Regions from separate parts of the Homo sapiens genome. Here region 1 is linked to region 2. Evidence: read pairs that join two places in POLR2A ChIA-PET (ENCODE). Cell type or tissue: OCI-LY7. All regions are shown on one strand. Links, peaks and the distances in the headings refer to the core of each region. The heading gives the core; the rest is flanking DNA.

Region 1 (5,753 bases), core at 255-5,254, 130 kb before region 2:
CTCCTTTCTCCACTCATCCATCTGCCAGTGCCAGATTAAGTTTCCCAGATCACAATGCTTTTATGACATCCTGGCATCTTCAAAAAACAAAAAAAAATTTTTTTTTTTTTTTTTTTTTTGAGATAGAGTCTTGCTCCGTTGCCCAGGCTGGAGTGCAGTGTCGCAATCTCGGCTCACTGCAAGCTCCGCCTCCTGGATTCATGCCATTCTCCTGCCTCAGCCTCCTGAGTAGCTGGGACTACAGGCACCCACCACCACGCCCGGCTAATTTTTTGTATTTTTTAGTAGAGACAGGGTTTCACCGTGTTAGCCAGGATGGTCTTGATCTCCTGACCTCATGATCTACCCGCCTCTGCCTCCCAAAGTGCTGGGATTACAGGCGTGAGCATCTTCAACATTTCTAAAGGAAAAAGTTTTGGACTTAACTTGCTTTTCAAGTAGGAGACTCAGTCACAAGTTTGTCTCTCACGGATCATAAAGTTTGTTTATGTCCATACTTTTTGGTGGCTTTGGCCTTTGAAAGAGGTCCGCTCCTCCCTACTCCTTTCTCTTTATACTTCAGTTCCAGTATCTTTCCGGGTCTAGCTCAAGTTCTTTCTCTGTTATGGTATGTCCATTTTTCAGTCATATCTTCAGTGCCTAAACTTTTCATGTGCTTTATTGTCCTATTTATTGCAGGATAATCACTTTGGATTCCACTAACATTTGTTGATGCTGCCATATACCAGACACACAGTGGTATTACACCATGCTCTACATCATTTAGTCTTCAGGATATTCCCATCTTAAAGATGTGAGGAAACTTGGCCACAGTCATCAGTCTAATAAGGGAAATTTTCTATTATACTAGTAGGGAACACTCAGGATCTTCTACTCTGACCTCCTCATTTTACTGATGAGAAAACTCAAGACCTAAAGTATCTATGGGACTTGTCTAAGGTCACATATAGGATTGGAACTAGGGTCTAGTTTTAAATGGGAAAGCTCTGGGGACTCTCCCATTGCACAAGCCCATATGGTTTTACATTTGTTGAATACGTGGTCTCTTCAACTAGACTGTGAATGTGCATGGGACAGTGGAAATAACAGTTTTGAAATCAGACCTGTGTTTAAATCTTACCTTTTTTGCTTTTTAGTACTTTAGTTTCCTCACATACGAAGGTAGTCATATCACTTAACATTCAAAGTTGTTGTGAAGGTTAGAGTTATGGTGTGTAAAGCATGTTATTTATAGTACGTGTTATTTACAGTGGTAGGCTTTTTATGAATAACAGTTATTTCTGCATTTCTCAAATAAACTTTGAGGACAGGTTCAGTGCTTCATTCATTCTTTATTTCCCCAATCAGTGCATGCAGGTAGTTAGGCCTGGAGCTGTTGGTTTAAGAAACATCAGCATATAAATGATAACTAAGAAGATTAAGTCAGGAATCCCAGGGAAGACTGCCTTGAGAGAGAAGAGAAGAGGACATTGGGCATTGAAGGGATGGACAGAAGGTAGAGGTTCTTCAGAATGGGAGAGATTGGGTTGTGCCAGAGGAGTCTTGCTGTTAACCCCAAAATCTGATCATATAGTGCGGTTAGTTATTTGACACTCTTTGGGTGGAACAGCCAAGCTTTGGAGCTGGGAACGTTTTGTTTTGCAAATAAAGTACAGCACTTATCTGACCAGAACCTGTGTCATACAGAATATATTAGGGAAAGGTGGTGGTGAAGGAAATTCTCCAATAATGGGAAAGGACATTTCCAGTATTTTGTTAGGACATTTTCTGTTTGATTCTCAACGGTATTTTGTACCCTTTTTTGTTTTTTAACAGACTTGTAAAGAAACCAAGGATGTTAGTGCTCTGACAAAAGCAGCTGATTTTGTGAAAGCTTTTATTCTCGGCTTTCAGGTGGAGGTGAGTAATTCCATGATATCTAAAATGGGGACTTTAAAAATATTCAATGTGAACATTTCAATGGATTAGGCATTAAAAAAAAAAAAGGCCAGGCACAGTGGCTCACACCTGTAATCTCAGCACTCTGGGAGGCTGAGGCAGGTGGATCACTTGAGGCCAGGAGTTCAAAATAATCCTGGCCAACATGGCGATACTCTCCATCTCTACTAAAAATACAAAAAAATTAGCTGGGTGTGGTAGTGCATGCCTGCAGTCCCAGCTACTTGGGAGGCTGAGGTGGGAGAATCACTTGAACCAGGGAAGCAGAGATTGCAGTGAGCCAAGATCACGCCACTGCACTCCAGCCTGGGCGACAGCGTAAGACTCTGTCTCCAAGGGAAAAAAAAAAGCTTTCTAGCTCTAGAGTTTGTGGATTTTAGTTCCATAGTGCTTTGCACTTTACTCTTTTTCAGGTGTGCAAATGGAAGGGGCTTCACGGTGTTTGTTTTTATATTATAGGATGCACTTGCCCTCATCAGGTTGGATGACCTCTTCCTAGAGTCTTTTGAAATTACAGATGGTGAGTGTGTGTTGGTCTGCGCTCTTGTGTCGCTGACTTTGTATTGTGATGTGACTCTCAGTTTTCTAATAGCATCAATTGAGCTGTATTTTTAGCAACTTATATATATATATATACACTTTGTGTCCTTTAGAGAAATTTAGTTTATGATTAAACTTTATGTGGAATGGGTGGTACACTAGAATGGCTTGCCTCCTGAGATCTTGCTTTTCTTGTTTAGTTAAACCCCTAAAGGGAGACCATCTATCCAGGGCAATAGGAAGAATCGCTGGCAAAGGAGGAAAAACCAAATTCACCATAGAGAATGTGACACGGACAAGGATAGTTTTGGCTGATGTGTAAGTATCTGATCTTGAGAAAATTATTGTCATAATTTATATTTGATCTTTTGTTTTAAGAAAGTCATAACAGTTGTATTTTATGCATAATGTTGCTGCTAAATCTTTGTCAGTGCAGATGCTCCTCATAAATCCATCATAAATTGAAAATATCATAAGTCTAAAATGCATTTAATATGCCTGACTTATGGAACATTATAGCTTAGCATAGCCTATCATAAACATGGTCAGAACACACATTAGCCTGCAGTTGGGCAAAGTCATCCGACACAAATTCTACTTTATGACAGAGTGTTGAATATTGAATACTGTACTAAAAATGAAAAACAGAATGGTTGTATGTGTATTTGAAGTAGAGCATTCTGAATGTGTATCACCTTTGCACCCTTGTAAAGTTGAAAAATCCCAGTTCGAACCGTGTTAAGTTGGGAATCATCTGTATACTTTTGGGTGAATAGATGGTCACCAACTTTGAAAGAGGCTTAAGTTGAGAAAATTTAAGAAATTATATATTCTTTTCTCATTTAACAATGAGGAAATGCTATTAAAAGAAATTATTACAGGTGAAGATTTAAATAATATCTCGGGTTGGGCACAGTGGCTCACGCCTGCAATCCCAGCACTTTGGGAGGCTGAGGCGGGCGGATCACCTAAGGTCAGGAGTTCGAGACCAGTCTGGCCAACATGGTGAAACCCTCTCTCTACTAAAAATACAAAAATTAGCCGGGCATGTGGCATACGCCTTTAGTCCCACCTACTCGGGAGGCTGAGGCAGGAGAATCACTTGAACCTAGGAGGAGGAGGTTGCAGTGAGCCGAGATCATGCCACTGCACTCCAGCCTGGGCGACAGAGTGAGACTCTGTCTCAAATAAATAAATACATACATACATACATACATACATACATACATACATACATACTTACTCAAGGGAATCTATTAAATCACTAGGGGAGAACAAGCAATCACTATTTCAGATGCCCTTGTGAGTCTTTAGAAGTATATATCTACTTTATGTATATACATATATATGTTAAGGCCTTTTATAAAAGGAGGGGAATATCGTACATTAGGCAAAACTAGAGAGCAGTTATATGTGAACATAAACAAGATGAGAGGGGCTTAAAATAAAGGTGCCAGAAGTGAAGCTGGGATTACCCCTGTCTGAGGTTGAAGCTGCCCAGGCTGGGGATCTTACTGGCAGATGGCTCAGAGATTATATAATGCCATGAAGTTGGGAAACTGAACAGTTGACTGAGAGGAGGAGGGTTCTGCCTATGACTAAATTCTGAAATAATTTCATTTAATATCTCAATTTTGCTCCATACTGAAGGACTCTTCATTATATAGAACCTAAATTTTGTACATTCTTTACACTTTAAGGATAACTATACTACTGTGTTGGTGGCCCTCTTTACCTGAAGCCAGGCATATAATTATATTGTTTGATCTTTTATGGATTGAGCCTAGAGTCAGAAATATGGAGCCTTGGGAGAAGCTATTTTGAACTGGAAATGTGCAAATGCACACCACATTTAAAAATATGGCCAAGCATGGTGGCTCACATCTGTAATCCCAGCACTTTGGAAGGCTGAGGCAGGTGGATGGCGTGATCTCAGGAGTCTGAGACTAGCCTGGGCAACATAGTGAAACCCCTTCTCTACAAAAAAATACAAAAATTAGCCGGGTGTGGCGGCCCACACCTGTAGTCCCAGCTACTTGGGAGGCCGAAGTGGGAGGATCACCTGAGCCCAGAAGGTTGAAGCTGCAGGGAACCACGATCGTGCCACTGTACTCAACCCTGGGCGACAGAGTGAGACTCTAACAAAATAAAAATAAAAATACCACATATAGTCTGGGCGCAGTGGATCATGCCCATAATCCCAGCACTTTGGGAGGCCAAGGTGGGAGGAAGGAATGCTTGAGCCCTGAAGTTCAAGACCAGCCTGGGCAACATAGGGATCTCCATCTCTACAAAAAATATAAAAATTAGGTGTGATTGTGCACACCTGTAGCCCTAGCTGCTCAGGAGGCTCAGGTGGGAGGATTGCTTGAACCAAGGATGTCAAGACCACAGTGAACCATGATGGCACCACTGCACTCTAGCCTGGGTGACAGAGTGAAACCTTGTATCCAAAAAATAAAAAATTAATTAATTTAAAATCCATATACAGATGCTCCTCACCGTATGGTGGGGTTACGTCCAGATAAACCTGTTGTAAATTAATGATCTCATAAGTCAGAAGTTCATTTGATACTTCATTTGATATCATAGGATACTTCTCTTTGAAAACTGAAGAGCATTCCGAGTGTGTACCACTTTGGCGCAATTATAAAGTCAAAAAAAAATCTTCGGTTAAATCATCAAGTCATGGACTGGCTGAGTAGCCCTGAAAGCTTTCATGAATTTAGAAATCCATGGCCCGGCACGGTGGCTCACACCTGTAATCCCAGCACTTTGGGAGGCCGAGGCGGGCGGATCACGAGGTCAGGAGATCGAGACCATCCCGGCTAAAACGGTGAAACCCTGTCTCTACTAAAAATACAAAAAATTAGCCGGGCGTAGTGGCGGGCGCCTGTAGTCCCAGCTACTTGGGAGGCTGAGGCAGGAGAATGGCGTGAACCCGGGAGGCGGAGCTTGCAGTGAGCCGAGATCCCGCCACTGCACTCCAGCCTGGGCGACAGAGCGAGACTCCGTCTCAAAAAAAAAAAAAAAACAACAAAAAAAAAAAAACTAGCTGGGTGTGGTGGCACATGCCTGTTATCCCAGTTACTTGGGAGACTGAGGCAGGAGAATTGCTTGAACCTGGGAGGCGGAGACTGCAGTGAGTCAAGATTGCACCACTGCATTCCAGCCTGGGCGACAGAGTGAGACTCCATCTCAAAAAAAAAAAAAAAAAAAACGGCTGGGCATGGTGCCTCACACCTGTAATTTCAGCACTTTGGGAGGCTAAGGCG
Region 2 (5,753 bases), core at 181-5,180:
GAAGACTGTAGGGATGCCATCAATGTGCGTGTCTGAAGACTATGGAAGCTTGTCAAAGGGGTAACCCTACAACTCCTGTCACTTTAACAATGGTCCACAGCAATGCTTTTCCCCCATTTCTACTAGGCTAGGCCATTGCACAATACCTTAAGCTACTTAAAAGAGTTTTAATACGTTATAAATACGTACATATTTGTCCTTCTAGTTTGTTACCATCCTTCCCTGAAAGAGCGGAGCTGTTTATAGGAAGCACAACATTTGAGTCCCATTCACTGCTGTTTGTATTACATTTTCACAAAGCCTGCTTTGAAAGCTGGCAAACACTGCAAGTTACATGTTACCATATTACACATGGGAGGACCCATACACATTGTTATTTTTAAATTTAACATTGAACAAAAAAAAGGAGGAATCACTTAACTTGGAAACAAAACACCAAAGTTAGTCAGTGGAATGGTCAAGAGCAGGACAAGCCTGCCAGGGCCACTGAACTCCAGTCACAAGTGGTCAAAAGTATGACCGAGAACAACTGGATGCAGGAACATCAGCACAAAATACAGATGGGAATATTCTCGGGAGTGGTACATCACCATCTTGTATGTGAGGGATATTGTGTCAGAGGGGAATTACACTTTCAAAATAACCAGGGCTAGTAGGTCATTAGTACCAGATGGGGAACAGCAATGGTGTGGCATGCCTTGTTTAAGGCCTGCGCTGGTTTATCTAAAAGTAGATTTCTGAAAAGATTGTCCAGTAGCATCAGAAAGAGCCACTTTCAGAGGAAGGACTCCTTGTTCACCCACATCAGACTGCGTGTCTCGTTGGGCTTGCATTCATACTCAATGACAGAGAAGGGGCTTCCCCACTGGCAGTGATCCCGCTTGTGGTAATTGTAGAACTTGACTTGCCACACTGTCTCGAAGGTCCCAATGTCTGTGAACTGAGGGAAGAGAAACATGCCTGATAAAAAACCTCATTCTGCCACGAGCAATAGATGAGAGCTAACATTAGTGATGTAGCTCCTGGATAATCAAGCAGACCCAGTCCAGATTCTCTTGGTCTGCAAGGCTCGGAAGGCTTTCCTTTAGTGGTCTAGCTCCCTCCTTTATGATGGGAGATATTTTCCTAAAAAGCTGTCTGTAAACCATTCTTCTCTATAAAATCTGATTCCCATTGCAAACGTGCCACTCGCTATCATATTGCTTTTAATAAAAATAACTGCAAAGTTTATCTTGTTTTTCAAGTTTAATTTTTTGAAAACTTAGAATTTTAAAGCTTACTCTAAAATGGCCCCTGCTGGCCAGGTGCAGTGGTTCACCCCTGTAATCCCAGGCTGAGGCAGGATGCTAGCTTGAAGCCAGGGGTTCCAGAATAGCCTGAACAACAAAGCAAGATTCTGTCTCTAAAACAAACCCCCATGTTCATCCCCCAAATGGTCCCTGCTACAGAAGGGGAATGGCGAAGGGAAGAGAAGGAATAAAGTTTACTGGCTTTTCTCAAAATACAATGGTACAAAACAACCTGTCTACAATACATCTACATAAAATTTCCATCATTAGTTTCAATTCCAAAGAAAAATATTTCAAAGTGATAACTGAAAATATTTCATTGGAAGTGTTAAAGGCCATATTTTAACTATTAAACATTGAATACTTATAAGTCAGGAGTCCATGCCTACATCTTGGGCTTAGATTATACATTACCCAGAACCATATTTGAGTATCTGCTATGTACCTTGCATGTATAAAAATTCGTATAAGGCAGGATTGTTGCTCTTAAGAAGTTAGCATTCTACTTCCAGAAGGTAGGCCCTGTAAATCACTGCACAGAACTCTCCTGAGGTATAAAGTACACATTTCTCTTGCAGCTGAGAAGAGTACCTGGAATACCCTGGAGGCCACTGGGCAGATGCTCAAGTGGCCTGTGGGGTAGCCTGACCCTGCTACTGCCTTCTGGAGCTATTTAGGGGATCTGGCATTAAACTGCATGATGCCTGTCGTTATTTTCTCCTCTGACCCTCCCCTGTCATGGGAGGGGACAGGGACTGACTTGGCAGGACTCTTAGACTTGTCTGGAGCCAGAAGACGTGGACAGAGGAAGGCAGTGAGCATTAGGAGTCTTATGCTTCTTGCTGATACAGGAGGAGGGTGATCAGGTGCTTTCCAGATAGCTTTCCAAGATGCTCTCAAAATTATATCTTGCACCATTGCCTCATCCTGCTAATTTGATCCCAAAACAAGATCTAGGCTTTCCTCTGGGAAATTTGCTTGATTTGAAATAGTGGATGATATACCTAGAGTCCACAGACCTCCCAGGTATGAAAGTGGATTACCTCTTTTTAGAGAGTCATGGCTTAAAGACCTATATAAGCATACAGCAGCTTTATTCACAATAGCCCCAGGTTGGAATTGACCCAAATGTTTATTCACATGTTGATAAGCAAGTTTTGGTATATTTATAAAATGGCCTTTTGCTGAACAATAAAGGAAGACATGCTGATTCAAGCAGCAACAGGGATGGATCTCAAAGACATGCTAAGCAAAATAATCTAGGCCCCCAAAGTACATGCTGTATGAATCCATCTATATAGTGACAGAATGTAACCTACACTGACAGGAAACATCTGTGGTTATCTAGAGCCTAGGGTGAGAAGGGGAACTGATGCAAATGTGCAAGAGGGAACTTTTTAGGGGTGATGGAAGCATTCTGTATCTTGATTGGGATGGTGGTTACATGGCTGTACATATATGTTGGTCAAAACTAATTGAACTGTATGCTTAAGATGAGTCCATTTATTACATGTAAACTATACCTCAAAGTTAAGAAAAATAGAAATATCCATTTTTAGTGAGCTATAAGAAAACAGGTATTCTAAATGCTGCTAATGGGAATTGAATTAGCCTTTTGGAAGGATCATTTGCATGAAGTTAAAGGTGTGAGTACATTCAGGCCCAGCAATTCCATTTATAATTTATCTTAAGAACATCACAAAGTTTAGAGTAGTAAACAATGCAACACTAAAGGTCCATCTTTAAGGCACTATTTGTGGCATATCTATATAATGGAATACCATGTAATATTTTTAAATGTAAAGTATTTAATACAGTTTTTATTTTATATTGTTACATGAACTAAGCAGAATACCATGAAGAACATGAAGTATTAATTCAGTTAAAATTAAACTTGGCTAGGTGCAGCAGCTCACACCTGTAATTCCAGCACTTTGGAAGGCCAAGATGAGAGGATCGCTTGAGACCAGGAGTTTGAGACTAGCCTGGGCAACATAGTGAGACCCTGCCTCTACAAAAAATGTTTGAAAATTAGCTGGGTGTGGTGGCACACACTGTGAGACTGAGATAGGAGGATTGCTTGAGCCCAGGAGTTTGAGGCTGCAGTGAGCTATAATCATGCTACTGCATTCCAGCCTGGGCAATAAAGACCCTGTCTCAAAAAAAAAATGTATGTGTATATATGTGTATGTGTGTGTGTGTGTGTATTTAATGTTAGAAATCCTGATGGACTGTTTTATTTTCTCCTATGTTCTTTTTTTAATTTTTATTATATTTTTGAGATGGAGTCTAGCTCTGTCGCCCAAGGTTGGAGTGCAGCAGCACGATCTCGGCTCACTGCAACCTCTGCTGCCCGGGTTCAAGCAATTCTCCTGCCTCAGCCTCCTGAGTAGCTGGGATTACAGGTGTGTGCCACTACGCCTGGCTAATTTTTTTTGTATTTTTAGTAGAGACGGGGTTTCACCATGTTGGCCAGTCTGGTCTTGAACTCCTGACCTCGTGATCCACCCACCTCGGCCTCCCAAAGTGCTGGCGTGAGCCACCACACCCGGCCCAACTTCTATATTTTTTAGCAGAGACGCGGTTTAACCATGTTGCCCAGGCTGGTCTTGAACTCCTGACCTCAAGTGATCCACCAGCCTCGGCCTCTCAAAGCGCTGGGATTACAGGCATGAACCACTGCACCTAGCAGATTTTCTTCTATATTCTTATTTGTATTTTCAAAATTTAACGATTACTTTACCAGAAAAAAAATTAAACCAAAACTGTATTTCCCAAAAGTATTACCAAATAGTCATTATCCTTAATATAAAGGACCATATGCATTATTAGTAAGTACTACGAGGAACATTGGAATAAAAAATTGGAATGGTTCATTAAAAACAAAACAAAACAAAGCAAAAACCATAGGCTGGGCGCAGTGGCTCATGCCTGTAATGCCAGCACTTTGGGAGGCCAACATAGTAGTACCACTTGAACCCAGAAGTTTAAGACCAGCTTAGACAACATGGTGAAACCCTGTCACTACAAAAAATTAAAAACATTAGCTGGGCATGGGAGTGTGTGTCTGTAGTCCCAGATACTCAGGAGGCTGAGGTGAAAGGATCGCTTGAGCTCAGGAGGCAGAGGTTGCAGTGAGCTGAGATCTTGCCACTGCATTTTAGCCTGGGCAACAGGGCAAGACACTGTCTCAAAAAAAAAAAAAAAAAAAAAAAAAAAAAAAAGGAAAAAATGACTAACACCTGCAAAAATATTCAAATGTAATTAGTAATTAAAGAAATATAAACTTTTAAAGAGATACTATTCCTCTAACAACTTAGTGACAATTTCTGAGTGCCAGAAACAATCTAAGCATCCAACATTAGGAAAATATGAAAATGGTGGCATATCCATATGATAAACTTACAGAGCAATTAGGAATTTAGGGTTGTCGATGATTCAAGGAAATGCTTAGAACAATGTTTAAAGGAAGATGAATTGGAATGGTTTATATACATTATGAGCTCAAATATGTAAAATAAGATGTATAGAAAAAATGAAAAATATTACCTTCTAAGTAAAGAAATTGAATTTTTCTATCCTTACTCAGATTTTTTCTACAATAAATGTTACTTTTAAAATCAGAAATTTTTTAAATGGTGAAATGGATTTATCATCTTACAATAATATATACAGCCTGCAAGCCTAAGGGATTTTATAAATTCTATTAAAAATATGTACATTCTAATGAAATTATGACTTTGTTCACAATAGGTTAGTGGTGGTATGTATAAATCAAAATCTCATTTTATAATTTACCAAGACTTTTAAAGAGGATTTAGTATTATTTTTGACCAGCACAAGGCATTGCACACTTTAAGTGCAACTGAATTTTACAATTCAATTAACATTTTAATTCCAAATTATAAAAATATTTTGTAATAAAATATACACTGAAATATAAACTTTATACTAAAAATATTTTATAATACTTTTCAAATGCCAGCTAATATTTTGAAGGAAGCAGCTTAAAATCATGCTAGGTAACAGAGAAACAACACTGAGATTTTTATTTTTTGAAATAAAAGTTGGTTATAAAAATAAAAAGCCCACCAAGCTGATTACAACCAGACAAGAAAAACGTAAGGCTTATGTCTAAAAAAATTTTCAAAAGTCTCAATCTAAGAATTCTCAGTAACAAAGGAGACCAAAGTTAAAATCTGCCAATAGCAACAGTCATAGCTAAAGATATATTTAAGTGTTCATATTAATATTTCAAATTTGGTTTATTAATGTGGGACCTAAGGTCACGTTGAAGTAAATGTAACTGCTGGTAACTATGCATATGTCTTCCTCTCCCCGATGCCTTAGCTGTTTATACTTCTCATTAGCCGTCTTCCTATTCTTTCTTTTGGAGCTCTATTTCCTGGGCCTCTTACTACCTAGCTCATAATTTCTTCTTGTCTGGCTAGAAACAGATGGGGT

The links. ChIA-PET counts read pairs that join two places held together with the same protein. Peaks named below come from ENCODE experiments on the same cell type or tissue, not always from the same donor. Only the 100,000 strongest peaks of a DNase experiment are listed, where the experiment ranks them.
Region 1: POLR2A ChIA-PET joins it to region 2 with 5 read pairs; 11 of 35 experiments call an interaction of 5 or more read pairs at or near these places.

Annotation. Positions count from the first base shown.
Region 1 is chr2:68,159,868-68,165,620 of GRCh38, forward strand. PNO1 (partner of NOB1 homolog) reads left to right here. Exons shown (of 7, transcript NM_020143.4): 3 at 1,816-1,899; 4 at 2,398-2,458; 5 at 2,679-2,796. Among named protein-coding and RNA genes, the nearest start is that of PNO1, 4.9 kb to the left of the region's middle. In OCI-LY7, for the core only: no CTCF peak of the experiment used is centred there; no DNase peak of the experiment used is centred there.
Region 2 is chr2:68,293,087-68,298,839 of GRCh38, forward strand. It overlaps CNRIP1 (cannabinoid receptor interacting protein 1), which reads right to left. Exons shown (of 3, transcript NM_015463.3): 3 at 1-940. The coding sequence ends at 776. The region is part of intron 1 of PPP3R1-AS1 (PPP3R1 and CNRIP1 antisense RNA 1); the gene reads left to right. Among named protein-coding and RNA genes, the nearest start is that of CNRIP1, 24 kb to the right of the region's middle. RefSeq lists a silencer at 2,529-2,628. In OCI-LY7, for the core only: a CTCF peak has its summit at 1,323 (motif pointing left); a DNase peak (open chromatin) is centred at 2,625.